Regions from separate parts of the Homo sapiens genome. Here region 1 is linked to region 2. Evidence: read pairs that join two places in POLR2A ChIA-PET (ENCODE). Cell type or tissue: PC-3. All regions are shown on one strand. Each heading gives the region's core, and the rest is flanking DNA. Links, peaks and the distances in the headings are about the cores only.

What was found. ChIA-PET counts read pairs that join two places held together with the same protein. Peaks named below come from ENCODE experiments on the same cell type or tissue, not always from the same donor. Only the 100,000 strongest peaks of a DNase experiment are listed, where the experiment ranks them.
Region 1: POLR2A ChIA-PET joins it to region 2 with 5 read pairs; 2 of 35 experiments call an interaction of 5 or more read pairs at or near these places.

Annotation. Positions count from the first base shown.
Region 1 is chr6:56,791,619-56,807,939 of GRCh38, forward strand. The region is part of intron 4 of DST (dystonin); the gene reads right to left. Among named protein-coding and RNA genes, the nearest start is that of DST-AS1, 44 kb to the right of the region's middle. In PC-3, for the core only: no CTCF peak of the experiment used is centred there; a DNase peak (open chromatin) is centred at 6,753; H3K27ac peaks cover 1,505 bases.
Region 2 is chr6:56,916,346-56,932,666 of GRCh38, forward strand. The region is part of intron 2 of DST (dystonin); the gene reads right to left. Among named protein-coding and RNA genes, the nearest start is that of DST, 30 kb to the right of the region's middle. RefSeq lists an enhancer at 11,871-11,920. In PC-3, for the core only: no CTCF peak of the experiment used is centred there; no DNase peak of the experiment used is centred there.

The DNA.
Region 1 (16,321 bases), core at 5,236-7,735, 130 kb before region 2:
CTACAAATAATTTAAAATTAGCCAAGTGTGGTGGCACATGTCTGTGGTCCCAGCTACTCAGGAGGCTGAGGTAGGAGGATCACCTGAGCCCAGGATGTCGAGGGTGCAGCAGTGAGCCATGATCACACCACTACACTGCAGTTTGGGCAACAGAGTGAGACCCTGTCTCAAAAAAAAAAAAAAAAGAAAGAAAGAAAAGAAAGCTATCTATTTCCTAGATATTCCTATTGAAAGGGTATGGATATAATCATAATCAGCAGCAATAAACATATCTAGTGCCCAAATCTTGATTTATAAATATGAAGAACCACTGAAACAAACTGAATTCTTAGAGAAATCATCTATTCCAACTCTGGGGCAGGGAAAGCACAAAGTGAGCCTGAAACATCTCGTTGTGCCAAAAAGCAAAGGAAATGCTTAAAGATTACTGAGAATATGGTAAAAGGACACAGAAGCCAACTTCAAAAGGCTGCCACTAGCCAAACTTGGGACAATTTAATCATCAAAAATAATCACAATGATAATGAATTCTAACACACTGAGGTTTTTTTGTTTTTTTTTTCTAAAGAGACAACAATGACATTAAAGAAGAGAAAAGGAGGAGATGAGGGAAAGCTCTTCTTTGTGGAAGAAAGCCAGCTAATAAACAAGAAATGATCACCATTTTTACAATTAAATATTAATAACTCATTCAGGTAAGGATCAAGGAATACTATTAGGTAAAAGGTTTTGGGGGAACATGACATGTACAAATTTCCCAATTTATCCATTAATTACAGGAGAGAAAAAGTAGTAAAACAGGTTCTTTTACAATGAAGAGATCTAGCAGATACCATCTCAACTAAATGATCGATTTTTTTTTTTAAGAGATAGGGTCTCACTATGTTGCCCAGGCTGGCCTGTAACTCCTGGGCTCAAGCAATCCTCCCATCTCAATATCCCTAGTAGCTGGGAACACAGGGGTACACCACCACACCTGACTAAGTGATCAAATTCAACACCACCATTAATGGAATACACTGATATGTGCTTCCTGATATGCTGCAATAAGAAGTAAACACTATCACTGCTGTAATAATTTTGCCACAAATGTTCTAACCTGAATCCAATCATAAGGAAATAATAAGACAAACCCAGATTGTGGGACATTATATAAGACAAATGGTTGGCTGGGCATGGTAGCTCACGCCTCTAGCCCCATCACTTTGGGAGGCCAAAGCAGGTGGATTGCTTGAGCTCAGGAGTTTGAGACCAGCCTAGACAACATGGTGAAACTCCATCTCTACAAAAAATACAAAAATGTAGCTAGGCATGGTGGCATGTACCTGTAGTCCCAGCTACTCAGAGGCTGAGAAGGGAGACTCGCTTGAGCCCCTGAGGTCAAGGCTGCAGTGAGCCCATGATCGCACCACTGCACTCCAGCCTGGACAACAGAGTGAGACCCTGTCTCAAAAAAAAAAAAAAAAAAAAAAAAAAAAAAAGCAAAAGGTTAGGAGAGGGCACTGTTCTAGCAATCCTTATTTGCATCTTGGAGTCCTGGAGGGTGGGGAAGAGCTAGAAGTTAAAGGTTAGGGAAAATCCAGGAGGGATGCATATTGTATGTTAGATGGTATCATAGAATTGTTTCTTAGAGTTGAAAATGGTATTATGATTATGTAAAGAGGATGTCCTTATTCTGACAACACAAATACTTAATTATTTAGAGACAAAAATGTCATGATGTCTAAACTTAAATTTTAATGGTTCAGTAAAAAAAACTGAGAAAGCACAAATTCAGCAAAATGTTAACACTCAGTGAACTAAGGTGACAGGTATACATAGGGTTTGTATAACTATTCTTTCAACTTTTCTGTAGACTTTAAGTTTTTCAAAATAAAATGTTGTTCTCTTAAACTACCCACAGAGAATTCTAACAAAAGAGGTCCTAAGACAGACAAGAACACTATGCTTTTGAAAAGAAAAACAAGATTTTTTTAAAGGTTGCTTTTGGTAGTATAAAAAGTTTTAATCTGGCTTTTTCTTAGTGCAGCAAATTTCAGACTGGGTTTCTAAATTTGCATGAACATGCAGTGAAGAATGTACATATTGTCTCGGATAATAATACAATCAATTTACCAAAAAACAGTATTTTTATTAAAAGTTCCTTAAAGTGCTATGTTATCAATTCCCTTAAAGAAGAAAAAGATCTTAAAGTGAAACATTACATTATAGAGTTTATATTTTAAATGCACAATAAAAGAATGAAAATGAGTTATAATTTCTCAATTTTCTATGTGACATCGCTGAGGTATAAATGGTACCAAGAAAATGGTATTTTAAATGTTAATACAGTCATGACTGATTTAAGGAGAAAAGTCAAGCTTTTTTGGTTGAAACCAACACAGTGTTTATAGGGTTTCTAAACCAAACATTTTATTTTAATACAGGCTGTCAACCTGCATTGCAACAGAAGAGTTTAAATAACTTTTCCAAATTTAACTTTCAGTCCAACTGATTGCAGCATGATCTGCCACCAACCAAAGAACACCAAGTATGAGTTACTGCTACGCTTCTGCAGACATTATACACACCAAGTATTTCGACTGAACCTCAGAGCTGACATGCAAAATAGAATCATTATGACAATCTGAAGCCTTTTACCATCTCTTTATTTTTCATTTACCACAATCATATTATTCAGTTCTGATTATACAGAGTAGATGACCTTTAGCTTACCTCCACTCTCTCCTGAAAACACATTACGTTGACAGTAATGGAATCTGTGTTTAGGGTACATACTTACCAACAAGGAGAAAGGAAAAGGAGTTGAGAAGAACAAGGGCATTTGGTAGCTGGAAAACCCAAGAACAAGTTGTACCTGACTCAACAGAGAGGTGACCACTAAGCCAGCAGCCAGGAAAGCTGAGAGAAGCAATCTGATTCATACCTTGAAACCCCACAAAAACCTCACCAGAAAAGGATAGCAGCAGGTAGCCATGAAAGCTGGGGTGGGGTGGGCCTTGACACAGAAAGGACAAGTCTAAGACAGAGATTCCTCTCCCTTGCCCAACCCCCAGGAGGCTGGAGGTTTATTCTCTGGAGAGAGTCAAAGAGACAGGGGCTCTAATCAGCATGACAAGAGACATAAATGAGAAAGGCAAATTAAGCATGCCTTCACATCCTAAAAGTCATCCTCCAGCCATCTTCTGCCAAATCAGCTTCCAAAAGTGGAGTTGAAAAGAGTACTCTCTAAGGAATATGACCAGCCCAAGAGAAAAGATCCCAAGATTCTGATCCCAGGAGTTCCCCCACTGCAATGACCCAGCCAGATCCTATGGTAAAGGCTAAGGTTGAGAAGTCCACCACACAGATAGCGAGTCCATAATTAGCTTTTAAACATAAATAGGTACATAGCCAAGGAAGGCTTCTGAGCAAAGCCCCTTATAGGAAAAACCAGGAGGCCAAAACAAGTAACAGATTTTCAAAAAGTAATTTAGAGGAAACAGAGCAAGGAAGGGAGATAAAAAGTTAACAAAAAATTATTAATATCCTTAGAAAGGAGGGAAGATACTGCATCCTTAAATACAAACAGGAGTCCATAAAAGCAGAATAATTAGAGTACAAAAAAATGAATTCTCAGAAAAATTAAAATAGGATTACAGAAAAGGAAAACTCAGTGAAAGGGATGGAAGATCAAACTGAGGAAATCACTCTGTAAACAAAAGGAAAAAGTTACAGAAAATCAGAGAGACAAGCAGAGGAACTACAAATAACAAGATTTTTAAAATAATAGATCAGAAGAACGGGAGAAAATAAAATTTTTAATTACCAAAATTAACATAAACTTCCAGATTAATGGAACAATCAAGTACCTAACACAACGGATGGAAAGGGACCTACATCATAGCATATCATCAAGAAATTTCAGCAATGAGAGACAAAGAAAAGACACTAAAACAGTAGTTCTCAACTCTGGCTACATCTTAGAATTACCTAGGGAGCTTTTCAGAAATATCTATGTTTGGGCTCCACTCCAGACCAATTACTTCAAAATCTCTCATACCAGGATTTGGTCAAAGTCCCCAGATAATTCTAAAGTGAAGCCAGGGTTAAGAATCACAATCCTATAATGTCAAGAAAGAGTGGGGGAGGGAGAGAGAAGGGAGGATGATCTTGAGATTTTGTAATAGCAATAATGAAAGCCCAGAAGACAACAGATCAATCAGCGCTTTCAAAATTCTAAAGGAAAAATTATTTCCAATCTAGATAGTACCAATTAAGTGCAAGAGCACCAATAAAAAATTTTTCCAGGACACACAAAATTTCTCTTCCATGCATCTTTCCTCATGGTACTACTAGAGAAGACAGTTTGTCAAAACAAGGTTGTAATCAAGTCTTGAGACCACAGGATCCAGCAGAAAGGGATCTCACACAGAAAGAGGCAAACAGCAACCCCGGAGTGATGGTTATCTGTGCCCCAGGGATACGGGGCAACCATACAGAACGAAACAGAACAGCTCACAAGGTTCTGTGCAAGTAAGACCCAAAAAGATGCAATACCTAATGTGTCTGAATGTTTGGAGAAAATAACGTTAACAACTGGGGGTGAATTTATGATAAATACATAGAAAACTAAGCAAAGAAGCAAGACAATTATTAACTACAGAGCACAAACAAGGAAAGTCATGCAAGAAAGAAACAGTCATAATTTACTCATGACTCAGCTGTGAATAGCATTTACTAAATCACAATAATGTGACAAAGAATAGTGATCTAGACTAATGAATGTGGTAACTACATTGGGAAGACAGAGAATGGAGAGTATGACCTGTCTAGTGGTAGAAACGGTGAGAGTGAGCTAAATGTTCTTCTTCCAGAGAGGAAATCCAATACACAGGGCACAAAACAGAAAATCAAGAAGTAGATCCAAAAATTTGTTATCTAGTGATATGATTTAAATATCAAAAGAAACAGCCTGCAGTGTGAAATGCTTGTCTCTAGGATGCAGGCAATGGTTGGGAGTGGTGGGGGTGAGTGGCTACAGAAGCAACTGCAGATTTTCATAATAAGATTTATAGAATTATTTCAGTTTTAAACTATCTACATAAACAATCTGATTAAAAAACTAAATTTTAAAAAATAAATATTGTTATATACTGTAGTAACGTAACAAGGAAGGAGGGAGAGAAGGAAGGAGGAAGGAAGGAAGGAGAGAGAAAGGAAGGGAGGGGACTATAAGCAGAGTAAATCCTCATCTATTTTAACAGGAATTAAGAGCAAATGTCTGCAGTTTGCATATTTTTCTAAAAATCACAGCATAAGCATTTTATTTAGAATACAGAAGTACAGGCATATCCATTTTACTGCACTTGGCTTTATTGTGCTGTGCAGATATTGCATTTTACATACTGTGGCAACCCTGTGTCAAGCAAGTTTAATGGCATTATTTTTCCAACAGCATGGGCTCACTTCCTGTCTCTGTGTTATATTTTGGTAATTCTCACAATATTCAAACTTTTTCATTATCATTATATCTGTTATGATGATGTGTGATCACTGATCTTTAAGGTTACTCTTTAAATTCTTTTGGGGCACCACAAGCCACAACCATATAAGACAGTAAACTTAATCAAGAAATGTGTGTTCTGACTGTTCCAACAACCAGCCACCATACCCCTGGCCTCTCTCCCTTTCCTCAGGCCCCCTTATTCCCTGAAACACAACAGTATTAAGATTAGGCCAATTAGTAACCCTACAAGGGCCTCTATGTGTTCAAGTGAAAGGAAGAGTCACATATCTCTCACTTTACTCAAAAGCTAGAAATTATTAAGCTTAGTGAGGAAGGCATGTTGAAAGCCAAAACGGGCCAAAAGCAAGGCCTCTTGCTCCAAATAACTAGCCAAGTTGTAAATTCAAAGGCGAAGTTCTTGAAGGAAATCAAAAGTGCTACTCCAGGCTGGGCATGGTGGCCCACACCTATAATTCCAGCACTTTGGGAAGCTGAGGCAGGCGAATCACCTGAGGTCAGGAGGCCAACATGGCAAAACCCTATCTCTACTAAAAATACAAAAATTAGCTGGGCGTGGTGGCAGGTGCCTGTAATCCCAGCTACACAGGAGGCTGAGGCAGGAGAATCACTTGAACCCGGGAGCGGAGGTTGCAGTGAACCGAGATTGCGCCATTGCACTCCAGCCTGGGTGACAAGAGCGAAACTCCGTCTCAAAAAAAAAAAAAAAAAAAGCTACTCCAGTGAATACATGAATGATAAGAAACAGCCTTACTGCTGACGTGGAGAAAGTTTCAGTGATCTAGACAGAAATTCCCTTAACCAAAGCCTAATCCAGAGCAAGGTCGTAACTCTCTTCAATTCTATGAAGGCTGAGAGAGGTGAGAAAGCTGCAGAAGAAAGATTTGAAGCTAGCAGTAGGTTCGTAAGATTTAAGGAAAGAAACCATCTCCATAACATAGTTCAAGGCAAAGCAACAATTGCTGATACAGAAACTGCACCAAGTTATCCATAAAATCTGGCTAAAATCATTGATGAAGGTGAATCTAAGCAACAGTTTATCAATGTGGACAAAACAGTCTTCCAATGGAAGACTATACCATAGATATCTCTTTATTGGAGATGCCACATAGGACTTTCATAGTTGGAGAGAAGGCAAAGCCTGGCTTTAAAGCTTCAAAAATCAGGATGACTCACTTATTAGGGACTAATACAGCTGAAGTTGAAGTTGATGCTCATTTGCCATTCTGAAAATTTTATGGCCCTTAAGAATTACGCAAAACTACTCTGCTCATGCTCTATAAATAGAAAAACATGCCTGGATGACAGCGTATCTGTTTACAGAAGGGTTTAATAACTATTTTAAGCTCACTATTGAGATTGCTCAGAAAAAAAAAGATTTATTTCAAAATATTACTGCTATTGGCAATGTACCTAGTCCAAGAGCTCTGATGGAGAGGTACAAGCAAATCAATGTTTTTTTCATTCCTAATAGCATAACATCCGTTCTGTAGCCCATGGAACAAGGTGTAACTTCAACTTTCAAGTATTATTATTTAAGAAATACATTTTGTAAGGCTACAGCTACCATCAATAGTGATTCCTCTGATGGATATGGGTAAATTCAATTGAAAATATTCTGGAAAAAATTCACCAAAAAATTCACCATTCTAGATACCATTAAGAACATTCATGATTCATGGGAGGAGGTCAAAATATCAATATTAACAGGAGTTTGGAAGAAGGTGATTCCAAACCCTCATGGATGACTTTGAAGGGTTGAGGACTTCAGTCCAGGAAGTAACTGCAGATGTGGTGGAAATAGCAAGAGAATTAGAAGTGAAGCCTGAAGATGGGACTCAATTGCTGCAATCTCATGAGCAAACTTGAATGAATGAGGAGTTGCTTCTTATGGATCAGCAAAGAAAGTGGTTTCTTGAGGCAGAATCTACTCCTGGTGAAGACACTGTGAACACTATTGAAATGCCAACAAAGATTTAGAATATACATAGGACTTAGTTGATAAAGCAGCAGCGGGGCTTGAGAAGATTAACTCCAATTTTGAAAGAAGTTCTACTGTGGGTAAAATGCTAACAGCATCACAGGCTGGCTCCAGTGGCTTGCACCTATAATCCTAGCTACTCAAGAGGCTGGGGCAGAAGGACTGCTTGAGTCCAGGAGTTCTGGGTGGTAGTGAACTATGATTGTGCCACTGTGCTCCAGCCCAGGCAACAGAGCAAGAAACTATCTCTCTTTTTTTTTTTTTTAAATCACATACTATAGCTAAATCTTTCAAGAAAAGAAATGAATTGATATGGCAAACTTCACTGTTGTTTTATTTTAAGAAATTGCCACAGCTACTCAAATCTTCAGGAACCACCACCCTGATCAGTCAACAGCCATCAACATCAAGGCAAGACCCTCTACCAGCATAAAGATTATGACTCGCTGAAGGCTCAGATGACCTTCAGCATTTTTTTTTTTTAGCAATAAGGACATTTTTGTGTTTTTTGTTTGTTTGGTTTTGTTTTTTTTTTGAGACAGAGTCTTGCCCTGTTGCCCAACTGGAGTGTAGTGGCACAATCCCAGCTCACTGCAACCTCCACCTCTTGGGCTCAAGCAATTCTCCTGCCTCGGCCTTCCAAGTAGCGGGGATAACAGGCACGCACCACCATGCCCAGCTAATTTTTGTATTTTTTTAGTAGAGATGGGGTTTCACCATCTTGGCCAAGCTGGTCTCGAACTTCTGACTTCAAGTGATCCACCCCACCTCGGCCTCCCAACATGCTGGGATTACAGGCATGAGCCACCACGTCCAGCCAATACAATCTTTTTTAATTAAGGTGTATACATTATTCTTTTAGACATAATGCTATTGCACACTTAATAGACTACAATATAATACAAGCATAACTTTTATATGCACCAAGAAGCCAAAACATTTCTCTGACTTGACTTATTGCAATACCTGCTTTATCGTGGAGGTTTGGAACTGAACCCACAGTATCTCCAAGATATGCCTGTAACCACCAGACACATTTAAACATAATTCCAAATAGACTGTGGGAACCGAGTAGACAAAGGGAAGAAGGGGAACTGAAACACTTCATTTTCGTTATAAATCCTTCTGTACTGTTTGATTTTGTAATCATGTGCATATAGTATAGTGTTTTGAAAGTTATTCAAAGGTTTGTTTTTAACTGGCAACCTGCTTTATTTACTAACAATTTCTTTAGAGTCAACTCTATTGATATAATTCTAGTTCATTTTCTTAACTGTACATAGTAATAATTGCCCAACTATACAATCACTAACTTATCCATTATAATACTGATAAGCATTTAGTTTGTTTCTGAAGTTTCTCTATGAAAAGCAATAGCACAATGAAAAACTCCTATCCCCAATCTCCATGGTGCCTCTGATATCCTAGGATGAGAACATCCCCAGCGAAAAAGAATCTGCCTCTCTCTAGAACAGAAAATTAGGTTTTGTCTGGTGGAAGATTCAAGAAACTCAACAAGTTTCAAAAAGTTGTAGAGAAGCATTTTCAGAGGTGTTAATAGTTACAATGCCATGTATATAGCAACAACCTGATAAAAAATAAAAACAAAAAAAATAAAAACTCCTATCTAAGGTTGGGCATAGTGGCTCACGCCTGTAATCCCAGCACTTTGGGAGGCTGAGGTGGGAGGACTGCTTGAGCCCAGGAGTTCGAGACCAGCCTGGGCAACATGGTGAAACCCCATCTCTCCAAAAAATACAAAAAATTAGCCAGGCATGGTGGCACACACCTGTAGCCCCAGGTACTCAGGAGGCTGAAATGGGAGGATCACCTGAGCCCAGGAACTCAAGGCTACAGTAAGCCATGATCACACCAATGCACTCCAGCCGGGGCAACAGAACAAAACATTGTCTCAGGGAGAAAAAAAAAAAAAAAAAAAAACCTCCTATCTACTCACACATGTGCAAAATTTTAATCTGTTCGGTTGTCTTCAAACTTTTTACATTATGTTGCCCCAAAGAATTTTTAACCTTTGCCACATTTTTTAAAACATAAACTCCAGATTTTATATGGATTTCATCAGTTTTTCATTAATATCCTCTTTTTGTTTTAGGATCTCATCCAGGACGACAATGCATTTAATTGTCGTATCTCCCCAGTCTCAAAGGCTGTTTTTCACTTACACTCAGGAGATACTTGTTTAAGCACGGTCATTTGTATAAATTTAACCAAAACATTTAACTTCTCTGATTCTCAGGTCTGTTTGCTGTAGAATGAGGAAATACCGCTATCTGAGAATATCTAATAAGATAATAATATGAAAAGGCCCTATAAACTGTTTTCATACTGGGAGTGTATATTTGCTTAATACATATTATTCACAAGCTAGTCAAGGATCTAAAATGTCTTCTCTTATAAAATGTCCAGAGAGAATTAAAATTCTCTTCCCCACCCCAACCCGCCAAATATGTAACTTCATCTTTATAACTACATGGAGAACCCAAAGACTCGACATGTTCATAAAGGACTTACATATAATGTTTGAGAAGCCCCAAGGAAAAAAATCACAATGTAAGTCTAAAGAAGTGATAATATAAAATGTATTTAATGTTCTAATCTTACTAATACAAGTCACACAATAATTTTTTTTTTTTTTTTTTTTGAGATGGAGTCTTGCTCTGTCACCCAGGCCGGAGCGCGATGGTATGATCTCAGCTCACTGCAACCTCCACCTCCCGGGTTCAAGCGATTCTCCTGACTCAGCCTCCCGAGGAGCTGGGATTACAGGCATGTGCCACCACACCTGGCTAATTTTTGTATTTTTAGTACAGGAGGGGTTTGGACATGTTGGCCAGGCTGGTCTTGAATGCCTGACCTCAGGTGATTGGCCCACCTCAGCCTCCCAAAGTGCTGGGATTACAGGCGTGAGCCACCACACCCAGCCGTCCACATAATAATTATTAAGAGAGAAACTAAAGCCAATTTCTAATTCCTTAATATCTACTACCATTTCTATTTTTTGTTTTTTCATTCATCTATTTAATTTTTATATTTAAGGAATAATCTGAGCATTATTAGCAGAATGATGACATGGAATTAACAATATGAGTACCCTATTAAAATTTTTATAATTCTATAAACAATCAAAATTATATTTTCTGATATCCATGGACAATGAGCAACAATTTTCTTAGCTCTATGAATTTAAGTACCACTTTTCTTAAAACTCTTAGGGAAAAAATGTAAGTCAACCTTTTAAATTTGGTAACGGGAAACTCAGCCAATAACACTTTAACAAAGTGTAGCATGTAAGATTTTAATAAATATTTTTGTTTGGGCTTTAATACTACTAGTTTTATACATGTATATATATATACATATATACACAAACTATGAACATCCTAGTAGGATTCAACCACTGAGAATTATATCAAATATTGACTCCTAACTGCCAGCTAGACTCTAACAGGACATTAAGACAAAGACATCTTTTAGGACAAAGCATGAGCTCATGGGAACGTACTAATTTATCTGATATAGCACAGTGCCCTACTTTTTAGTAGCAAGACCTTTCCCTTGCTTTACACACATTACACCCATTGATATCCATGGGAGCCTGATGCAGGAAAGGAGCACCATGTGGCCTCTTGGAAGGGAAAAATTTATGTCTGCTTTTGAATGTTGTTTGCCACCTGGAAGCCAGCCAAACCAATATAAACATCCCCATTCATAAAGCACTGGATAATTCTTTGTCTTCAGTAAATTCCAGACTTTTGAAAAGGTCAAATTCAATTCGAGAAAAGGGAAATCATTATACTTTAAGAAGGCCCAGAACACAGAAAGAATATCATACATTAAAAGATAGTACAGTACTGACAAATAATCCAAAATACTGTAGCTGAGATGAAAATCTGCAATAATAGCTGCCATTTGGGGGCTGTTTTTAATGTGTTAAGCATTGAGCTAAATGCTTTACATAAATCATCCCATTTGATTCTCACAAAAATCAGGGAAGTGGATGTTATCCATATTTTGCAGGTGAGGAAAGTCAATCTTAGGTTAACTGGCAGAACCAAAACTGTAAAACCCTGTGCTCCTAAAATACTACAGCGTACCTACCATTAACTGTAGAACAAGGGCAATAATATTAGCCAAGTGTCTGGATATAGCCTATTCCTTGGGAAATCACTTTTAAAATTTATGCTGCAATCTTACTTGGTAACTTTGCTTAGTTTTCCATCGGCGTTGTTTTTTTCTTTCTTAATATCTATCATAGTGACACTATTGATTAAATACACCTTCAGTTTCTTAAATGTTAAGGAGACTGCAAAATATGAAAAAAAACAATAGAATAGCCTTTAATGGGACCATGTGAGTACAAGCATCTTCCATTTAACCTAACTACCACCATTTTCTTTTGATATAATTATCAAACTTTTCACGCAATCATTTTCTGCACTGCCAGAGGCAGAGCTCCCTTTCAATAAAAAAGATATGAGGAGATGCTTTTCCAACTCGTACAACCCCTGATATGAATCTTACAGGCAGACCAGGCTGGCCAACAAAGTCAACTCCCATCCTGACAGACCAAGAGTTCAAATACTTTAATACTGTGGTAACCCCGACCTTTTACATTATTCTAAGATGCCTTCTGTTAAAGCTTAGAACAACTCCCTAGGGAGCAGTGCCACAGGAATTTCTGTAGTTCATGGAAAAATCTGAAAAGCACAGATACAATTTCTTTGTAACCCAATCTCCAAAAATGGGAGATTTGAAGTGAAGGGAAGATTTGTGTTAGAAATGAAGGCAGCTTTCCCATCACATAAATGAAAGCAAAGAACAAAGGTCAAGGGTCACCACCCCATTTCACTGAATCTAAAGTCCTCAATACCAAACATATGACCAAATTCAGTCTTCCAAATTGTTACAATTTAGCTGGCTATCTTTACTGCGTAAATTTGAATATACTGTTTAAATCATAGATTTCATTTACAAAATCAAACTACCAAGACACAGGATACACTAAGGTGTATATATTGCATAATTAAGTAGTAAAACATCCCAAGGGCTCCAACCACAATTAGATTTTTACCGTAAGGATTGAATGCATGGTAATCAGAGAGATCATCTGTGACTCTGCAATGAGAAGGATTTACACAATTTCCAAATTCTGAAAACCAGGTTATTGCAATGCCTCTGAAATACAGTTCTAGGAAAAGCTGTCGTTAAGTAAGATTAAAAATAAATGTTAAAAAAAAATTTAAGGTAATTATGACCCTAGTTTCACAGAGATAACTGTTTTGGTATTACTAAAATTTACTATTGATACTATATACTGATTTAAAGAGAAAGAAATAACAAGAAATATTATATTGCTTGCTCCAAAGAAATCTTAATATATCTTAGCCTCTTTTGACAATTAAAATCTGCTGAGGCTCAATACAGGTTTACCTAAAATTCCACTGCAATAGTACATTTTTTAAGGCCACATCATAGAAGAGACAATGCTCTAACGACCACGCTAAAGAAGTTCCATTAAATACATATGCACAGAGGAAATGAACATAACTGTATTAAGCCAAACTATAATCCTCCCCAGATCTTGTTAGAGTAAGCCTTTATTCTGTTGATAATAATTATCAGTAATCCCTTACATACAAGAACACTTCTCGCCCATTACTGATTCATAAAAAGTAGAATCAGCAAGTTTTGCTACTATAGTGTCATTTCAAGCTGTCATTTCAAGCTGAGGTTGCTTAACTAATTTTGAACTCACTTTACAAGATGTAAAAATTATATCCCTTTTAATTCTAAATTTTTCATTAAATTTCATTTAGGGTACAAAATTGTGAGTGTTCTGATTATATAAAGATCATTTCCATATTTTTAATTTTATATTTAATTTTAAACATTTAAATAAATATATATTCTACAAATCATCATTTATTCATTAAAATTACTCAGATTACTTTTGTCTGTAAAACAAGGTCTAAACAACTGACAGAGTTCTCAAGCTAAGTTGATAAATAATTCATAAATCATGTGCATCATGCAGTTTCTAAAGAAACTGAATCATCTGGGACTGGGGAAACAAACGAGGCAGCCAAGAGTTTTGATTTCCTATGTGGGTGTCAGCAAATCAAATACCTTCCTTATGACTGAGTTAGTTTATATAGAAACAAGGTAAAATACAAGGTCTTTGGAAAATCACATTCACTATTGGAAGACAAAATTTCCATGTTATCTTAAAAAATAAAACTGAACTTACTATTAACTGAAATTTGAAGTTAATATCACCATGGAGTCAAAATACTATCCCTGAACTACTACAGTAGTTATACCAGCTCTTAAGTAAAAACGAACAGATTCACATTAAAAACAAACAAAAAAAAACACCTTCAGTATTTCCTAGTTAAGCAGAATGATTAAAGAGCAAAACAACTGGTTAAACTATCAATTTGGTTAAATGATTTTTATTGAATAAGACAAGCATGGGATGTCACTTTTCAAAGAACTACAATAAGCTGCTAACATTTATTATCTACCATGTGCCTACTGGCACCATTCTAAGAGTGTAACTTAAATTAATCCTCAAAACAGGCAGGTACTAGTATCATTCCCATTTCAGAGAAAAGGAAACTGATACACAGATGGGATACACACTTTGCCCAGATTTAAACAGTTGGGAAGTGGCATATTTTGTTCTAAAACCAATACTGAATACAATGTAATGATTATTTGATGATTCAGAAAGGAATAGAATATTTAGTCCCAAATACAGACTCTTTCTGAAGTTAAATCATGACTGTACAAAAATGTAGACATCACATAGACACAGATATCCCAAATCTCCCCGTAAGAAATTGCTTTGCATTTCCCTGAAGGACCCTGACAGTGCTGACATGCAAACCTCATTAGGATGGGGGTAAGTGACAAGGTTCTGATTTCAAAACAGTGGACTTTCTGAATTCATAAGACTGAGAATAACAGTGTAACAACCAGTTGATTTAGTCACTATCAAATTATTTTCACATCTCATCTTCTAAAAAGTTTTAAATAAAAAATATCATTTTCTCCCCCACTTTCCCATAAATGAGGCAAAATTTAAAAATATATATTCTGTGCAAACACTTAAAGTATGTTATTCTAGTTAAGTTATTGCCCAATCTACAAAATACTCCAGTGGAAAATGGGGTGATAGTGAGCTAGCCCCAAACTCTGAAAATTAAACCCATAAACACATAGTAGGAGAGATTAAGACAGTGACATACAAAAAGAGCAAAATCTTCCAAGCAAAAGCAGAAAGCAATATTGGAAAATCAAAGGAAGACTGGACTAAATGCAAGGAAAGCTGTGGCCTAATCAATGGTATTAACATAATCCAAAGGAAGAATGTGTAAACAGCTACAGCTGGAGAATGAATGGTAGTGTGGAGTAGAGAAAAGAGAGGCCCTAAAAGCAAGCGTGTGGCAGTGTTCATCAGCCATGCTGACCATAAAGGGAGCCCTGAGCAGCTGCTACTAACCATCTGGTTGCTGGGCAAGAATAACTATTTGGCAGAGGTGGATCCAACAGGCCATCATTACTTGATGGTAAAGATGACAATGATGATAATAATGACAACAACTTGTATTGTGCAGTAAACTTTTTGCCAGGCATAACATTAGGCCTTTAACATACATCAATTCACTTAACCCTTAGACAAAACCAATGACATATTATCCCTATTTTATAGACAAGGAAGATGACGCTCACAGAAGCTAAGAAACTTGACCAAGGTCACTCCATAAGTGACAGAGCCATGATTTGAACCCAGATATGAGTCTATATAATATACCTATAGCTCTATATACCTATAAAGATGGCTGAGAGAAATTAAAGGAGATCTAAATATATACTACGTTCATAGATCAAATGACTCAATATTGATACTTGTGAATTTCTCCCCACTGACCTTTTTTTTGAGACAGGGTCTCGCTCTGTCCCCCAGGCTGGAGTGCAGTGGCACAATCTCAGCTCACTGCAACCTCCGCTTCCCAGGCTCAAGCAGTCCCCCCATGTCAGCCTCCCAAGTAGCCTGGACTAGAGGTGTGTGTTTTTTGTAGAGACAGGGTTTTGCCATGTTGTCCAGATTGGTCTTGAACTCCTGGGCTCAAGCGATCCACCCACCTTGGCTTCCCAAAGTGTTGTGATTACAGGTGTGAGCCACTGCATCCAGCCTCCCAACTGATCTTTAGACTCAACACAATTACAATCAAAATCATGGCAAACATTTTTATAGAAACTGATAAACTGATTTAAAAATTTACATGGAAATATAAAGGAACAGACTAGCCAAAACAATTACGTAAAAGGACAAACTGGGACTCACATTACCTGATTGCAACATTTAAAGCTATCATCATCAAGATGGTGTGGTAATGGCATAAAATTAAACACACGGGTCAATGGAACTGAACAGGGTCCAGACAGACCTAGCAATATAGGGTCAACAGATTCTTCCCAGAGGTGCCAAGTTAATTCAACGGAAGAAAGGACAGTTTTTTCAACAAATAGTGCTGGAAAAACTAGACATTCATACGTAACTAGCATATTACCTAGCATCATACACAAAAGTTAATTCAAAACAGACCACAGTCCTAAATGTAAGGGACAAAACTATAAAACTTCTAGAAAAAAATGTAGCTGCATATCTTTATAATCTTGAGTTAGGCAACAACTTCTTAGACATGTCATCAAAAGCATGAACCACAAAAGAAAAAAATTGGTAGGCTGGACTTCATCCCAATAAAAATTTTTTGCTGGTCAAAACATAATTCCTATTACTTCCAATT
Region 2 (16,321 bases), core at 7,413-9,912:
ACTACAAAGTATTGGACCTTCAGTTGGCAACTCTTCTGACTGCTCAGTGCCCACTTTCTACTGGTTGTTAAATATTTTGAGCATCACTCCTGCCAGTGCCCGAACTTAACAAAAGCTATTCAAGACCTGGGTGCAGTGGTTCATGCCTGTAATCCCAGCACTTTGGGAGGCCAAGGCGAGCAGATCGCTTGAGCCCAGGAGTTCGAGACTAGCCTGGGCAACATAGTGAGACCCTGTCTCTACCAAAAATACAAAAAATTAGCTGGGTATGGTGGCGCACACCTGTAGCCCCAGCTATCTGGGAGGCTGAGGTGGGGGGATCTCCTGAGCCTGGGGGGTCGAGCTGTAGTAAGCCATGATGGGGCCACTGTACTCCAGCCCTGAGACAAGATCTTCTCTCTCTCTCTATCTCTCTCTCTCTCTCTCTCTCTCTCACACACACACACACACACACACACACACACACACACACACACACAGAGAGACAGAGAGAGAAAAGCTATTCAGGCTTTTGGGCTGGAGTTCCAGGCAGGATTTCAAGTCCCAAAGGTGAGCTACATTACTAAGGTAGGGAAGCAGCATTCACTGGGCCCCCATGAAATGGATGCTTGCCAAGACTCGCCATCAAGCCCCAGGCATGCTAAAAAAAAAAAAAAAAAAAAAAAAAAAAAAGACAGGCAGAGGCTCCTAACACACACTGCTCGGACCAGGTATTTCTCAGAAACAGCAATAGCCCACTGAGGATACACACAGCAGAAAGGACTGACCACTCCTGCCCACTGTCTGGGGGCTGAACCTTTGCCCTTGCATAGATCAAATGTGTATTTGGTCTGTGTTCAAGTCTTAAATGCTTTTTCTGGCAGCACATTCTCTCTCAAAAATCTGCTTACTCTGAAGACACACTTAGCAAGAAAGGAGAAAAAATATTTTCATGACCTAAAATCTTCTGATAATTTATGCTGAGTAAAGACAGAGAAAAAGCAGAAGGGAAAGCCAACAGGAGCAGGTTTTAAACAAAGATGGTTAATCAAAGGTTTGTGAGAAATGCTTGTGGCTAGTCCATTTTGTGGTGGCTACAGCATTTTTTACTGTTCATTTCTGCTCTGTCTTTGACAATGCATTACATGGATATCTGCATAAACTGTGCATAAGAAGTCACCTTGTATTGACTCCTTTTCCTAAGATGATGTTACTGAATCCAGATCAGTAGCTAAAAGCTTTGAAGAGATTTTTGTTACCTTCTCTTGCCCCTCTTGCAGTTATTTAGGCAAGAGCTATGAACTTTTTAACCTGAATCATATTATTCCTGTTGACTTTTCCCAGTAGACTGATTTAAAAGAAGTTTATTTCAATGTGGCTTTTTAAATAGCACTTACCACAGTTTGACTTATCATGGATATGAAGGGGAGGGACAGCTTCTTTTTCATCTTTGTGTCCTTCATTGCTCCTACTTATGTTTGGGCACAAAATAGACTCTCAATATGCTTTGGGTTTGATTTTTCCTTTTTAAAGATCTACTTGTGTGAAAATTTCAGAAAAAAACAAATTAGAAACTAAATCCACCTAAAATTGCAACCCTTTTTTGAACCCTATAAATAAGTGTGAATGTCCCTGTTTTGAATCTTCAAATACATCCCTCTAGAGTAATCACTGTGATGTTAGTTCCTATCATCTTGACTTCTCCTATAAAAATAATTCAACAAAAATGGGATCTTGTTTTATATATATGTTTTCTACATTGCTCTTTTTATGACATTTCAGGTTCAGGTGTACATTCTTTTTTTTTTCTTTTTTTTTTTGAGACAGAGTCTTGCTTTGTCACCCAAGCTGGAATGTGGTGGCATGATCTTGGCTCACTGCAACCTCCACCTCCCGGGTTCAAGTGATTCTCCTGCCTCAACCTCCTGAGTAGTTAGGATAACAGGCACGTGCCACCACTTCCAGCTAATTTTTGTATTTTTAGTAGAGACAGGGTTTCGCCATGTTGGTCAGGCTAGTCCCAAACTCCCGACCTCAAGAGATCCACCCACCTCAGCCTCCCAAAATGCTGGGATTACAGGCATGAGCCACCACACCCTCTTTTTTACAACTGAATAATTTTCTAGTTTATGCACGTACCATACTTAACTATTTTCCTACTGACTAGAATTCGGACATTTTAATTTTTTTCCAGTATAAACAGTGGAATAAACAAAATATCTTCAACTAAATCTTCTTTACTTAGAAGTGGTATTTCCAGTCCGTAGGAAAAAGTTTGAGAGATACTACAGGTACCAACTTTGTCTCTAAAAATGTACCAAATTACATTTCTAGCAACACTATGAAAGTGCCTTTTTAATTCTATTATCTCCATCAACACTGGATAATATAAATCTTTATATCTGTTGCCTATGTGATGGACAAAAGGCATTTTGGCATGCACCTGTAATCCCAGCTACTTGGGAGACTGAGGCAGGAGAATTGCTTAACCCGGGCGACAGAGGTTGCAGTGAGCTGAGATCGCACACTCCTGCACTCCAGCCTGGGTGACGGAGTGAGTTTGAATTTGCGTTATTTATTAGTAAAGTTAAAAATCTTTGTATATTTTTATAAGCCATTTTTTTCTCTGAATTGTCTGAATTTTTAAATTATTTTTTATATTTTTATAAGCCATTTTTTTCTCCGAATTATTTTCTTCTCTGAATTGTCTGTTCACATGCTTTGCTCATTTTTGTACAACTTATATGTATTTCTTATTGATTTGAGAAGTTTTTTATATAATATGAATAAAATAATTTACTATATATGCAGCAAGTATTTTTGCCTAGGTTGCAATCTGTCTTTTCATTTTGTTGTACATAAGTTTAGAATTCTTTTATTCAAAACTGCCAATCTTTTCCTTTATGACTTTTAAATGTTTGTCCTAGAAAGCTTTTCCCAACTGCAAAATTATAAAACATTCTCCTATACCTTCTATTTTTTTAAATCCTGTAAATGTACACTTATAATCCATCTGGAATTAATCATATGTACATTTTAATCCATCTGAAATTAATTTTTAAGTATAGTGTGAGAGACACAACTAATTTTATTTCCTGCCAAGTGGGTAACATCATCTACTTAACTATCCTTTCTCCAATGAATTTATTGTATTCATTTTTTAATTTCCTAAATATGTTAACTTTTTATTACAGAAAATTCCAAAATATAAAAAGATTTTAAAAAGAACCCTAAGTACCTATCACCCAACTTTAACAACCATTAGTGCCTCTCTATTGATTCCAAATGCCCATCTTTATTATTTACTAAACTCCTACATAAATTTGGATATATATATTTGGGCCAGGCAAGGTGGCTTACACCTGTAATCCCAGCACTTTGGGAGGCCAAGGCAGGCATATCACTTGAGCCCAGGAGTTTGAGGGCAGCCTGGCCAATATGGTGAAACCCCATCTCTACTAAAAATACAATAATTAGCCAGGCATTTTGGCATGCACCTGTAATCCCAGCTACTTGGGAGACTGAGGCAGAAGAATTGCTTAACCCGGAGACAGAGGTTGCAGTGAGTTGAGAGCCCACCATTGCACTCCTGCACTCCAGCCTGGGTGACGCAGTGAGACTCTGTCTCCGGGAAAAAAGAAGGATATATATATCTAAACACTCTGCTCTGCACCACTTCAATCAATGTGGTTATTTTTACAGCAATTATATAAACACATAAAAATTTTGATAAAAACAACAAATATATAGACTGTTTACACTGCATTGCAATGAGATAAAAAGTGTAGTAAGATACAGGCTAGCTACTGTAACAAAGAGATCCAAAAGTACAGCTATTAAAATAAGATCCAGTAACCAAGGGATCTAAGAACCCAAGATCCTACTCTATCACTGCTCAGCCTTCCCCTCCAATATTACTTGCCCACAGGGTTGAAGCTAGTTTACCACCACAATTCCTTCCCAGGCATGAGAAGAAAGGGGCTATAGGAGGCAAGCTGATTCTTTTAAGGGCTTGACCTGGAATGTGTATATATCACCTCTACTTATATCCAATCGGCCATAACTTAGCCATAGAGTCACACACATCTGCATGAAAGGCTGGGAAATGAAGTCTCTAGCTCGCTCACCATGCGCCCAGCTACAACCAGGACATTTCTATTACAAAAAGAAAAGAATAATTCTTGGTAGAAATTCATAGTCTCTACTACAGTGAGCAACCGTTAAAAATTTTTTGGATCACGGAGTTTCATTGGTTGTCTATAAAAAGTACTTCAAAGCACTGCCAAATTTAAAAGCAAATTATGCAGCTTTATTTTATAGAAAGACAAGAGTTCCAAAATTACTAACTTTCAGTAATAGCAAGATGCCATCAACAGCGGTTTTTCTTTTTCTTTCTTTCTTCCTTTTTTTTTTTTTTTTTTTGAGACAAGGTCTTGCTCTGTCACCCAGGCTGGAGTGCAGTAGCACTATCACCACTCACTGCAGCCTCGACCTCCTGGGATCAAGTGATTCTCCTGCCTCAGCCTCCGGAGTAGCTGTGACCACAGGAACACACAACCACGCCCAGCTAATTTTTTTTTTTTTTTTTTTTTTTTTTTTCACAGAGACAGGGTTTCCCTACGTTGCCCAGGTTGATCTGGAACTCCTAGGCTCAAGAGATCTTCCCACCTTGACCTCCCAAAGTGCTGGGATTACAGGCATGAGCCACCACGCCCAATAGAGCAGCAGACATTTTTAAACAAATAAATCAAACAAATAAAGGTGATATTTGAACAATGAATGAGAAAGGAACTGCTCTTTTAAATTTCTGGAACAGAAAGAGCGTTTCAAAAATATGAATTTGAATATATTTCTACTAACATGTGATTCTGTTCCTCCCAAAGAATATAGGTTTATTATCTAGAAAAGCTCTAATTTTGCAGATTTTAAAATCTGAAAATAGAGTTTTCTAATATGTTTTAAAGCCAACTAAATGCAGATCTTCAGTGAGTTCTGTAATCATTTGTTAAAAGTAGAAATATCAACACCTTCAGATTATAAGAAAATCAGTTGACATCAAGAAAGATGAAAATTTGCTAGTAAATTTTATTTTTAAATAACTTTGCATAATCTATGGATGAACTTGAAAAACAAATATCGTGATTAGTAAGAGCAGTTATCAATGCATTTCTTCCATTTGAATCTTTTTTTGAGATAGCAATGACTAAAATCAAATATCAAAATAAACTGACTTTAAAACCAGACATTGAATTACTAATTCACATAGTGTTAAAGATTTTTTAAAATAATGAAGCACATTTAACTGCATTTTTCTCATGTTGAAATCTGTTTTACATAATATATTAGAATAGGTGTATATGTATATGTATATAATTGATACGTAAATACATATACATATTGAGTGTGCATGCTCAAATTTATTTCACTGGTGGGGGTGCAATCAAAACTGTGAAGACTACCGGCAGAAAAGGATCTTTTTGTTATTTCGTATATTTATCTCCAACATATAAAAAAGGAAGAAAAATCTAAATGGACTATAACCATAGAAGATACAAAAGAGGATAGGAGAAAGATCTAACATGAAAAAAGGTTCTAGGCACAAAGACTTTGCACACATAGCCCCCATTAAATGCTAAACACACAGCACTGAATTATTATTATATTGCTGTTTACGAAATTATTTCCTTAAATACATACATATATACGTATGTATCCTTTCTCCATATATATATATCATTAAAATATATAAGTTCCTATTCCCATTGACTATTAAAATCTCTGTTTTCCCATGCACTGATTCAGTTAGCACTCCCATTTCCAGAAGCATACTGCTTATGTTAAAAAGGGCTATGTGTGTACAGTCAAGTTCTATCTAACCTACAACAGGTCATTCCTATATTTTTCAAATTATTCTAAGAAATAGAAAAAGATAAAAATTTTCTCATCAGGCCAGCCCATGGAGCTGCAGCCGCCCTTCGTTCCCTCCTCACCTTCCCTACCAACATCATGGTCCAGGTCCTGCTTTGATTTACTTTGGGCAATGTGGTTGGAATGTAACTGGCTCAGAACTATGGCATACTATACAAAACCTGGCTAAAAAACTTGAAATTAAAAAGGACTTGGATGCCAAGAAGGTTGGAGCCTAGTTCATGAGGCACTGTCTTATAGATACACTGATTCTACTCTCTTGAGGGTCTCCTTTACCATCTGAACCAAAAGCTTTTGTTTGCATCTCTAGCCTCAGTGACCTTCTTCTTTGCTAAACCCTCTGTTTTTTTTGCCTTAGAGCAAGCAAAATGGGGCCCCAATTTGAGAACTACCCTTACATTTCTGGTATTCTCACCTCTTCCATATCCTCCTTCCAGCTGCATGAATGGTTCTAAGACTGGAATTATGGTGCTAGATTAGCAAATATGACTTTTAATGAGTAGTTTCTTCTTTATTGTTTGGAATTTCTACTACCTTTTGTCAAAAGAAAAATGGATGAGCTTTGTACAGCTGGTCAGATACAAATAATGCTGATTTCACAGTTTAGCAATTATAATGGGTGCTTGTTAAACATTACTAAATTTTATTGTTTCAAAGTAATTAAAATTAATATTAAGAAGCTAAAAATAACTCTAGATTCATGTAAAGATCCTAGCACAATCTAAAAACAAAACTTGATAAACTCAAGGAAATAAAGTATACATCAATCTAACATATAAGTTTTAAAGTCCTAAATAAAATCTTGCCAGAACTATCAAAGTGAGTTAAAATAATAATATTCCAAGACTAAATAAAGTTGATTCCAAGAAATCATGGCTGATTCAATAGGGAACTCATTACTGTAATTCACTACAGTTATAAATTAAAGGAGAAATAATTATATCAATAGGTACCTCAAAAATTCCCTTAAATTTTTAAAATTCAATTAAGTTCAGGAGAAATTATTGATTTTAAAATTGAGTAAAATAAGAATAGAAGGAAACTGCCTGAATATTAAAAAGATTACCTACCAGGAAGTTTTATTTGGGACTTGTTGATTTTTTTCCTTAGCTTAGACAGAGACAGTGATCAGAAAGTACTTATTTGGGAATTTTGATTTTTTTCCCTGGATTAGATGGAGAGAGTGGATGCTGGTAAACCGGCTCACTGGCAAAAAAAAAAAAAAAAAAAAAAAAATCCTGATGTAGGGTGTATTAGTCTGAGTTCCCCAGAGAAACAAAACAGATAAGGAACTGGCTCAGGCAATTTGGAGGCTGGTTAATTCAAATCTACAGGATGGGCCAGTGGTTCAGGAGATGCAAGTAAAGCCAATGTTTTAGTCCAAAAGCCATTGAGCAGGAAGATCCAATGTTCCAGTTGAAATCTGAAGGCACTCAAGTGTAAAATTCTCTCTTACTCAGGGGAAGGTCAGTCTTTTTGTTTTATTAAGGCCTTCATCTGATTGGATGAGGCCCACCCACATTATGGAAGGCAGTCTACTCAAATCCACCAGTTTAAATGTTAATCTCATCCAAAAACACCTTCCCTATGGCCAGGCATGGTGGCTCATGCCTGTAATCCCAACACTTTGGGAGGCTGAGGCGGGAGGATCACTTTAGGTCAGGAGTTTGAGACCAGCCAGGCCTACATGGCAAAATCCTATCTCTACTAAAGATACAAAAATTCACAGGGTATGGTGGTACATGCCTGTAGTCACAGCTACTTAGGAGGCTGAGGCAATTGAATCGCTTGAGCCTGGGAGGCGGAGGTTGCAGTGAGCCGAGATCACGCCACTGCTCTCCAGCCCGGGCGATAGAGCAAGCCACCATCTCAAAAAAAAACCCTCCCAGAAACACCTAGAATAAATGTCTGACCAAGTACCTGGGTACCCCATGGCCCAGCCAAGTTGACACATAAAATTAACCATCACATAGTGCTTGCCAAAATTCATGGTATAAACACTCCCATCATGGCCATGATATCACTGAACGCAGAGTTGGAACGATAAACATAAAACTGGCTCTCCCTAGCTGATATAGCTCCCTATCAGATAGCTCTCCCTGGAGAGCCAGTTATATGCATATTGATCCCCAGCTCCAGCTCACCAATGGATGGAGACTGATGTTATATATTTTTTAATATTTATATTTGTGTTTATCTGTATGTATATACATACACACACAGTTCAGCTTTTCTGTGTTCAAAGATAGCCTGAGGACAGGTTTAATATGCTTAAACAAGAAAATCTGAGAGCATGGTGTCTTGCCGATACAAGCAATTATATTGGTTTCTTCTCAGCTTTGGTCATCTTCGATTTCTACTAATATTCTCTTATGGTGAAGGAAATTTTACCAAGGCAATAAATTAAACACAGAAAGAGAGCTAGTTTTTTTTTGGTACTGGAAACATACAAAGCCATCATTTCTAATTTTCAAACATATATGTCACTTATTTTAACTTAATCACAAGAAGCCCATACTTCTTATGATTAAGTTAAAATAAGTGACATATGTGTTTGAATAAGTGACTCTCCATCCACAGTGCAGGAGAGATCTCTCATTTCACCCTATGTTGTGTCCCCTAAAATGTTCCTAAGTAACTTCTCATTCACAGTAAAAATTCAAAATAGGCTTAATTAGAGGCCACTTTCCTGTGCTATGGAAATTTACTTAATCCAGCTTATTCCTTTTATAATTAGAACACCTGTAACAAAGGACTGAAAAGTACATTACCAACAGCATAGTAGGAAAGAGATGGGGAGGAGGGGGACACTGAGTTCTATATGTGGTCATTTGAGTTTAAAGAAAAATCCATATCACAAATGCTTGCTTTAATAAAAGTATTTCTTTAATTTAATAAGATAGGAGGAAGAGGATCAGGACATTCCATCTCATGCCAAACTTTGATGGAACTGGCTAACATCACACTAGTGTTGTTTTTTTTCATAGGGATTAAAAATCATCTATTTGAGCATCTCCATGGTCAGTCCATTTAAAAAGCTTTCTTAGCATAATAATGCTAGGCCAATCAATTATTTTTAAAAAACATACAGTCGAAATAACATTAATAGGGAGCATATGACTTTTCTCACCTAGACCCTATGGAGATTGGCAAAGCCAGCAGTCAGGAGTTAAAGCACACTCTGCCCCTGGCAGAGATGGCAGAAACAGGGAAAAGAGATAGGCACCCACATTGACTTACAGGTAAAAACTGGCCTTCTTATATATCTACATTTTGAGTGGGAAAAGGGATCACAATGTTTATACAGTTCAGAATAATTTTGGTGGCTAAAGCAGTTCCAAAGAATTCTAAATTCCTCTCTTTGTCTTCCGAACACAGCTTGCCGATTAGAATTTTTCCAGCAGCTCAAGATGGGAAAACATTCAAGCTAAACATAATCCCAAGTTCTCTTTATATTTATCCTTTCCAAGTGGAAGCATCATGGAAATAGGTTTTATTTCCCTCAACCCCCTCAATTTAATCCTCTGCTTTCAGGTCATCTTATCTCCCAATGAATCTATTTTTAGCATCCCTTATTAATCCCTTTGATTCCCTTATCTCTACTATCATCATTTCCTGAAGCAGAACATAATTTCCTGATGCAGGAAAAATAAACCAAAATTTCCCGATCCAAAAGCTAAATTACTATAAAGCTACCAGAGGATTTTAGACTTTCATAGTCTTGAAACTGTCTTTCTGACTTATTCTGATATATGCCTTCGAGTAAGCAGATGTAGAAAGTGTGTTGCCAGAAAAGCATCCACAATGTGAACATAAATCAAATATAAATTAAGTTCACTCTGAATGAAACACTATGTTTACTTTTCATATAGTACAGGTGGATTTAAAAAAAAAACCTTTTTAGCATCTGGAACATGTCTGGAGCATGGTACTAAAAGTTCCTACAGAGTCCATTTACCCATTTGCCACTCATCTTTCTTTCTCTCCACTTTTTGTTGGGTCTCATTTATTCAGTAATTCAACGAATATATTTTGAAACCTACTATATATACAGCAGTGAGCTAAGCATTGGAAACAAAAGAGAATAAACATGGAATGCACCCTCAGCAGCAACCAGCCTGGTGAAGGAGACAGACTTATAAGTAAACAATGCAATAATGGTAACATGATAGAAGTAAGCTCAGGAGACCGTAAGGGGAAATTGAGGAGGGGGTCAGTTCCTGAGGGGAAGGAGGAACCACTGTGTGAGGGAAGCCAAGGCCATCGCTTCAAAAACCAGTGAGGATTCAACAGGGACAAAGTCAAGGAAAGACCTGCTGGTCAGAGAGAGGAGGATGCATGAAGGCACTGAAAAGAAATGATGAGCCAGGCAGCTAGCGATGAGTTCACAATAACAGGTGTTATTCCACCTTTTCCTTTACTCACACTAAAGGTAGTTAAGTGGCGACCCTCTTTTTATTAAGAGGAAGACTGAAGGCTCTCTAAGGTTCCTGAGTGTAGAGCTTATTAAATCGTGTAACTAAGTCAATGGGAGGATATGCTCTCCTCAAACTGGTACGCTTATGCTTCACCTCAGGAATACATGTACTTGAAGAACTTAGAAGGAAGAAGGGACACAAAACATACAGCACCAGGACCCAAGATTCTGCCAAGAGCATATTCATAATTCTATGAAAATGCAAATATTTATATGCAGAGTCATACCTCCAAAAACAGTATCAGTAGGTAACTTCAGCAGAGACTGGCAACAGCATAGGAGGGAAAAGAGCAGGTAAGAGGGAGAATTAATTAGATGCATATGTACAATAATTAAAGGATAAAAAGGGCACCAGAGACATGCTGCCTGTTTCACAGTTTGATCTAAACTAATGCTGGTAGCCAAAAAAGCTTTTTTTTTAACTAGCTCAGCTAATGCAGAACACACAAACATCATTTTATCTATTAGTCATTTCTGGATTCATTTAATGAAATAAGTTTCCCATTATATGATACCAAACTAGTACCCAACCCAGAGTCTCATAAGGCAATGCTACCAAATCTTAAAAAATAAAAACAAGACAAAACAACAACAAAAGCCTGGAAATGTTAATGTTAAATGCTATCTGAATTTTTCCAGAGATTAGCAAAAATGTGGGAGATCCAAAGGTTTTATAAAGCAAATATAACATTGAAATAAAAGCCTGACATGGATTTCCCTGAAAGAGAAAAATTAAGACCAATCTCAGATATAAATATTAATACAAAAATCCTAATTACAATATCAGCAAGTAGAATCAGTAGTGCATTAAAAGAATACAATATGATGAAGGGAGATTTGTTACAGAAATTCTAGAAGTGTCTAGAAGTGTCTAGGGTTAGAAAAGTTCCTATTATATTTCACAGGTCTAAAAAGAAAAACCATACAATCACCCCCTTTGACGAAGAGAAAAAAATTAGAAAAAAATGAGCAACTGATCTTGACAAAAATGTTCAATAAAATAGGAATGCATGAGTCATTCAGGATTGGGTCCTTTCAGGAAAACAGAAAGCACATTAGATATTTCAACAGGAGGGATTTAAAAAAGAGAATTGTTTAAACAGGTACTAGAGGACTAGAACAGCAAAACTAGGACACTGAGCAACCTGCAGACCATAAATGCAAGGAAGCAGCTACCACCTCCAGTTTGAGGGGTTCCAAAGGATGAGATTAAGTTACAAGATCATGGGAGCTCAAAGGAAGGGCCCCACAAAGCTGGGGCTCAGACCTGTGAGAAGGGGGCACTGCTCAGCTGCTCAGCTGCTGTTAGTTCTTTAGGAGCTCAGAGGAGGGAAGTGCATCTGAGTTGGGGCTTATACCTCTGAGGTGGGAGCACTGCCTAGCTGCTGCTGGTACCTACAAGGCGGAGTGATGAGGCTGGCTCTGGCAATCTAGAAAAATAAATACATAAAGCTGAGGTGAGATACCCCTACTGGGGCACCTCTGACAGGAAGAGCAAGAGAGACAGGGAGTGCTTCTCCCCACTTCCCCTTTCCAAGCTCCCTTTAGTACCTCGTATTGGCAGAGCCCACCAGAAAGTGCTATCATTTTCCAAACCCCCTCCAGTGCCCCCTATTGACGCAGCCCACTGTGCTATCAAAGGAGTCCCAGCCCCAACACCAGAGAGTATAGAATAGAAAGGTGAGGTGAAGCTGGAAGACCAAGAGTAAATGACCAGCAAAGATTTATCTCAACCCAAAAGCCCACTTATGCTAATTAAGGAAACATCAGAGACTTTCCCAATAAAGTCAGAAACAAGAAAAAGGTACTCACTCTTATTTCTATTATTTAACATTTTGCTGGATGTCCTAGCCGATACAATTATACAAGAGAAATAAATAAAATGCAAAAGTTGGAAAAGAGGATATACAATAATCACTATTTGCGGATGATATGTTATTACACTTGGAAAACCCAAGAGATTCTACTATAATAAAATCCACTACAAACAGTAAGATAAGTTAGCAGATTATAAGATTAAGATAATGAAACCAATAGCTTCACTTACAGAAACTACAAACGGAAGACATAATGTAAAAAAGACCTGTTTTTAATCACAACCAAAATAAAATACTAGATATACTTTTACAAGAAATATGGAAGAAATACATGAAAAAAACTCTGCCAAAAAAGAAGAGTTGAACTAACAGAAAAGTATACCTACTGATAGGAAAACTAAAAATCATAAATATTCCATTTATCCTTTAATAAAATTCACATTTAACATGTTCAACAAAAATACTGATTTTTTTTCCTTTGGAATTAGACAACCCAATTCTAATATTCACATAGGAATAAAAAGAATACAACTAAAAGAGTATACCAATAAGGGAGGACTAGAACATATTATGAAGCTTTGATAATTAAAATAAACCATTGTAAATGGCCATGTGATCATATTTACCAAAATCAAAATATGTAAATATTTGATTCCATAATTCTCCTTCTGGGAATTTATCCCACAGATAACATTTGCACACATGTAAAAGGCTAAGGTTTTACATTTCAGCATTGATTGTAATAATGAAAGATTAGAAAAATCCCAAATACATTAATAGGCGGATGATTAGCTAAATTATGTTCATGCGTTCAATAGAATACTATGCACCTACAAAAAGAAGTATTTCTCTATGGAAAGCTCTTCAAGATACATTGAGTGAATAAAACAAGATGCAAAACAGTGTATACAATATACTACTATCCATATAAAAAGGGTAAAATAAAATATATTTTTATTTCCTTGTGTATGGAAAAATAATGAAAGGATTTAAGAGAAACTAAGAATAGTCATTACTTAGATTTCCTCTTCCAGAAATAAAAAACAAGAATGAGATAAAGAATTCTCACTGATATACTTTTATATGCTTTGATTTTTGAATCACGTAAATGTTTTACCTTCTCAAAAATCAAACAAATAAAAACAATAACAGCAAAGGCTGCCACACTAAATTTTTAATCCCCCAATTTACCCTTTAATTCTATACAAAACATATATAAAATGTTAATAAACCCAATTTACCTTTAATTCTATATAAAACGTATAGAAAACTTTCAGATAAATGCAGGCATAGCCAAAGAAGAGAAGAAAAGAAGCATCAAGAGAAGAAAAGAGCATCAACACTAAATTCAATGAATGATTCATTTCTTATCTGATCACCCATCACTGTAAGATAAAGGAAATGAAAAGAGAACTCCTCAAAGGTAGAGACAAGTCTTATTCAACTTGATTGTATTCCATTTAAGTTTCTGACAGAAGCTCCTCTCAGTTGGGTTAATAAGACCAAGCCCTTCAGAACTAATGGCACAAAGTGAGCTAGCCTCCAGGATCTGGTAATTGTGTATGGGTAAGGACACCAAAAGGTAAGGAAGGTGATGATGGTTTGCAGACCTCTGGCCTCATCTTGTAGCACTCAGTGCCTAGCCAACAGGCCTATGCCGTATCTTGGTTTTTCAGGGCCCTAACTTTGGGATCTACTAAAGTAGTTGCAGCAAAGCTATTACCTAGATTCCAGTTGTTGAAAAGATCTAAGGCAAGAATTAATGACTTCGAAGAAGGGACAGCTTGAAGGAAACCCAGGCATTTTTCCTAACCTTTTATCAGCAGCCTGTCTTGTGTGTAAAATGTTTTCTTGAAAACACACAAAAAAATGAAATGTGTAGGAATCTCATGAGAAACTGGATTTCAGGGCCCAAAAACTAAAATATAGGATTAAAAATCTTTAGTTATATCTTCCTTTTTGTATACAATATTCAATGATAGATTTCCAGAATTCCATACAGTTCCTTGCTTTTGCTTCTTTTCCTACCAATAAAACAGATTCTAGACGGGCTTTAATTCAGAGAGTATCCACTTGAAGCTAAGAATTTCTTCTTTCTGGCTCACCTGATTTTTTATATCTTTATCTGAAGTGAATTGCTATATAAGACCTAATTTCCCATCACCAGCATTATCAGTAATTTTTCTAGTGTTCATTCATTTATATAAGAAAGATATGAAAAAGCAATAAAATATTCAAATAATTGCACAAATGCTGCTGAACAAAGACAGCAATGTTGCTGAAACTGGTTACAGGCAGGCAGCTCTCAGAATATTCCTTTGTCACGATTGCATGACAAAATCCAAAACCCTTGCATGAAAACATGTTTAGGATGTCATTAATATACAATGTGAAAGAGAAGGTTATATACACAGTCAGAAATTTGAACACGAAATCAATCACTTATATTGTGGAATTCAAAATCAAAACACTTCCTGCTGCCTCACTGTCAGTCATTTATAGCCTGGCATAAATTAGGTTGATGTGATAATCTCCTAATTATATCTAGCTGCATTCCTCAGTAAAGAAATGGCATTTTGATTGGAGTTGAGGGTAGAAGTTTGGGAAAGAAAGGCAAAGGGTATTTTGGAAGCTCAGGGGCTGATATGGTTTGGCTCTGTGTCCCCAAAGAGTGCTGTGGCTTCAGAGGGTTCAAGTCCCAAGACTTGGCAGCTTCCATGTGGTATTGAGCCTGCGAGTGCACAGAAGTCAAGAATTTGGGTTTGTGAATCTCCGCCTAGATTTCAGAAGATGTATGGAAATGCCTGGATGCCCAGACAGAAGTTTGCTGCAGGGGCAGGGCACTCATGGAGAACCTCTGCTAGGGCAGTGCAGAAGAGAAATGTGAGGTCAGAGCCCCCACATAGAGTCCCTACTGGGGCACTGCCTAGTGGAGCTGTGACAAGAGGGCCACCGACCTCCAGACCCCAGAATGGTAGATCCACCAACCGCTTACACTGTTGGCCTGGAAAAGCTGCAGACACTCAACACTAGCCTGTGAAAGCAGCCAGGAGGGAGGCTGTACCCTTCAAAGCCACAGGGGTGGAGCTGCCCAAGAACATGGGAACCCACCTCTTGCATCAGTGTGACCTGGATGTGAGACCTGGAGTCACAGAAGATCATTTCGGAGCTTTAAAATTTGACTGCCCTGCTGGATTTTGGACTTGCATGGGCCTTTGTAACCACTTTGTTTTGGCCAATTCCTCCCATTTGGAACTGCTGTATTTACCCAATACCTGTAACCCCATTGTATCTAAGAAGTAACTAGCTTGCTTTTGATTCTACAGGCTCATAGGCAGAAGAGATTTGCCTTGTCTCAGATGAGACTTTGGACTTTCGGGTTAATGCTGAAATGAGTTAAGACTTTGGGGGACTGCTGGGAAGGCATGATTGGTTTTGAAATGTGAGGACAGGATTGGTTTTGAAACGTGAGGACATGAGATTAGGAGGGGCCAGGGGCTGAATGATATGGTTTGGCTCTGTGTCCCCACCCGAATCTCATCTTGAATTGTACTCCCATAATTCCCATGTGTTGTGGGAAGGATCCAGTGGGAGATAATTTGAATCATGGGGGTGGTTTCCCCCAGACTGTTCTCGTGGTAGTAAATAAGCTTCAGGAGATCTGATGGTTTTATGGGGGGTTTCTGCTTTTGCTTCTCTCTCATTTTCTCTTGCCACCAACATGTAAGAAGTGCCTTTTGCTTCCCGCCATGATTCTGAGGCCTCCCCAGCCATGTGAACTTTAAATCCAATTAAACCTCTTTTTCTTCCAGAAAAAGTCTTCCAAACCTAGTCTCAAGTTTGTCTTTATCAGCAGAATGGAAGTGGACTAATAGAGGGGCATTTAAGGGAAGAGCAATTCCTTGACCAGGGTATTCTGGAAAGCCACAGAACAGGCATAGGAGGAACAGGCAGCCGGGAGGCAAGAGAAGGGTGGGAGAGAAGGAGGAGGGAAAACAGCTGAACTGAAGTTCAACTACTCTGTATTTTCTCAAATATGCCTGGTAACTCTAGTTTACTCACTTAATTCCATTCCTATATACATCAAATATTTAGCCAACATCAAATATTCAACAAATAG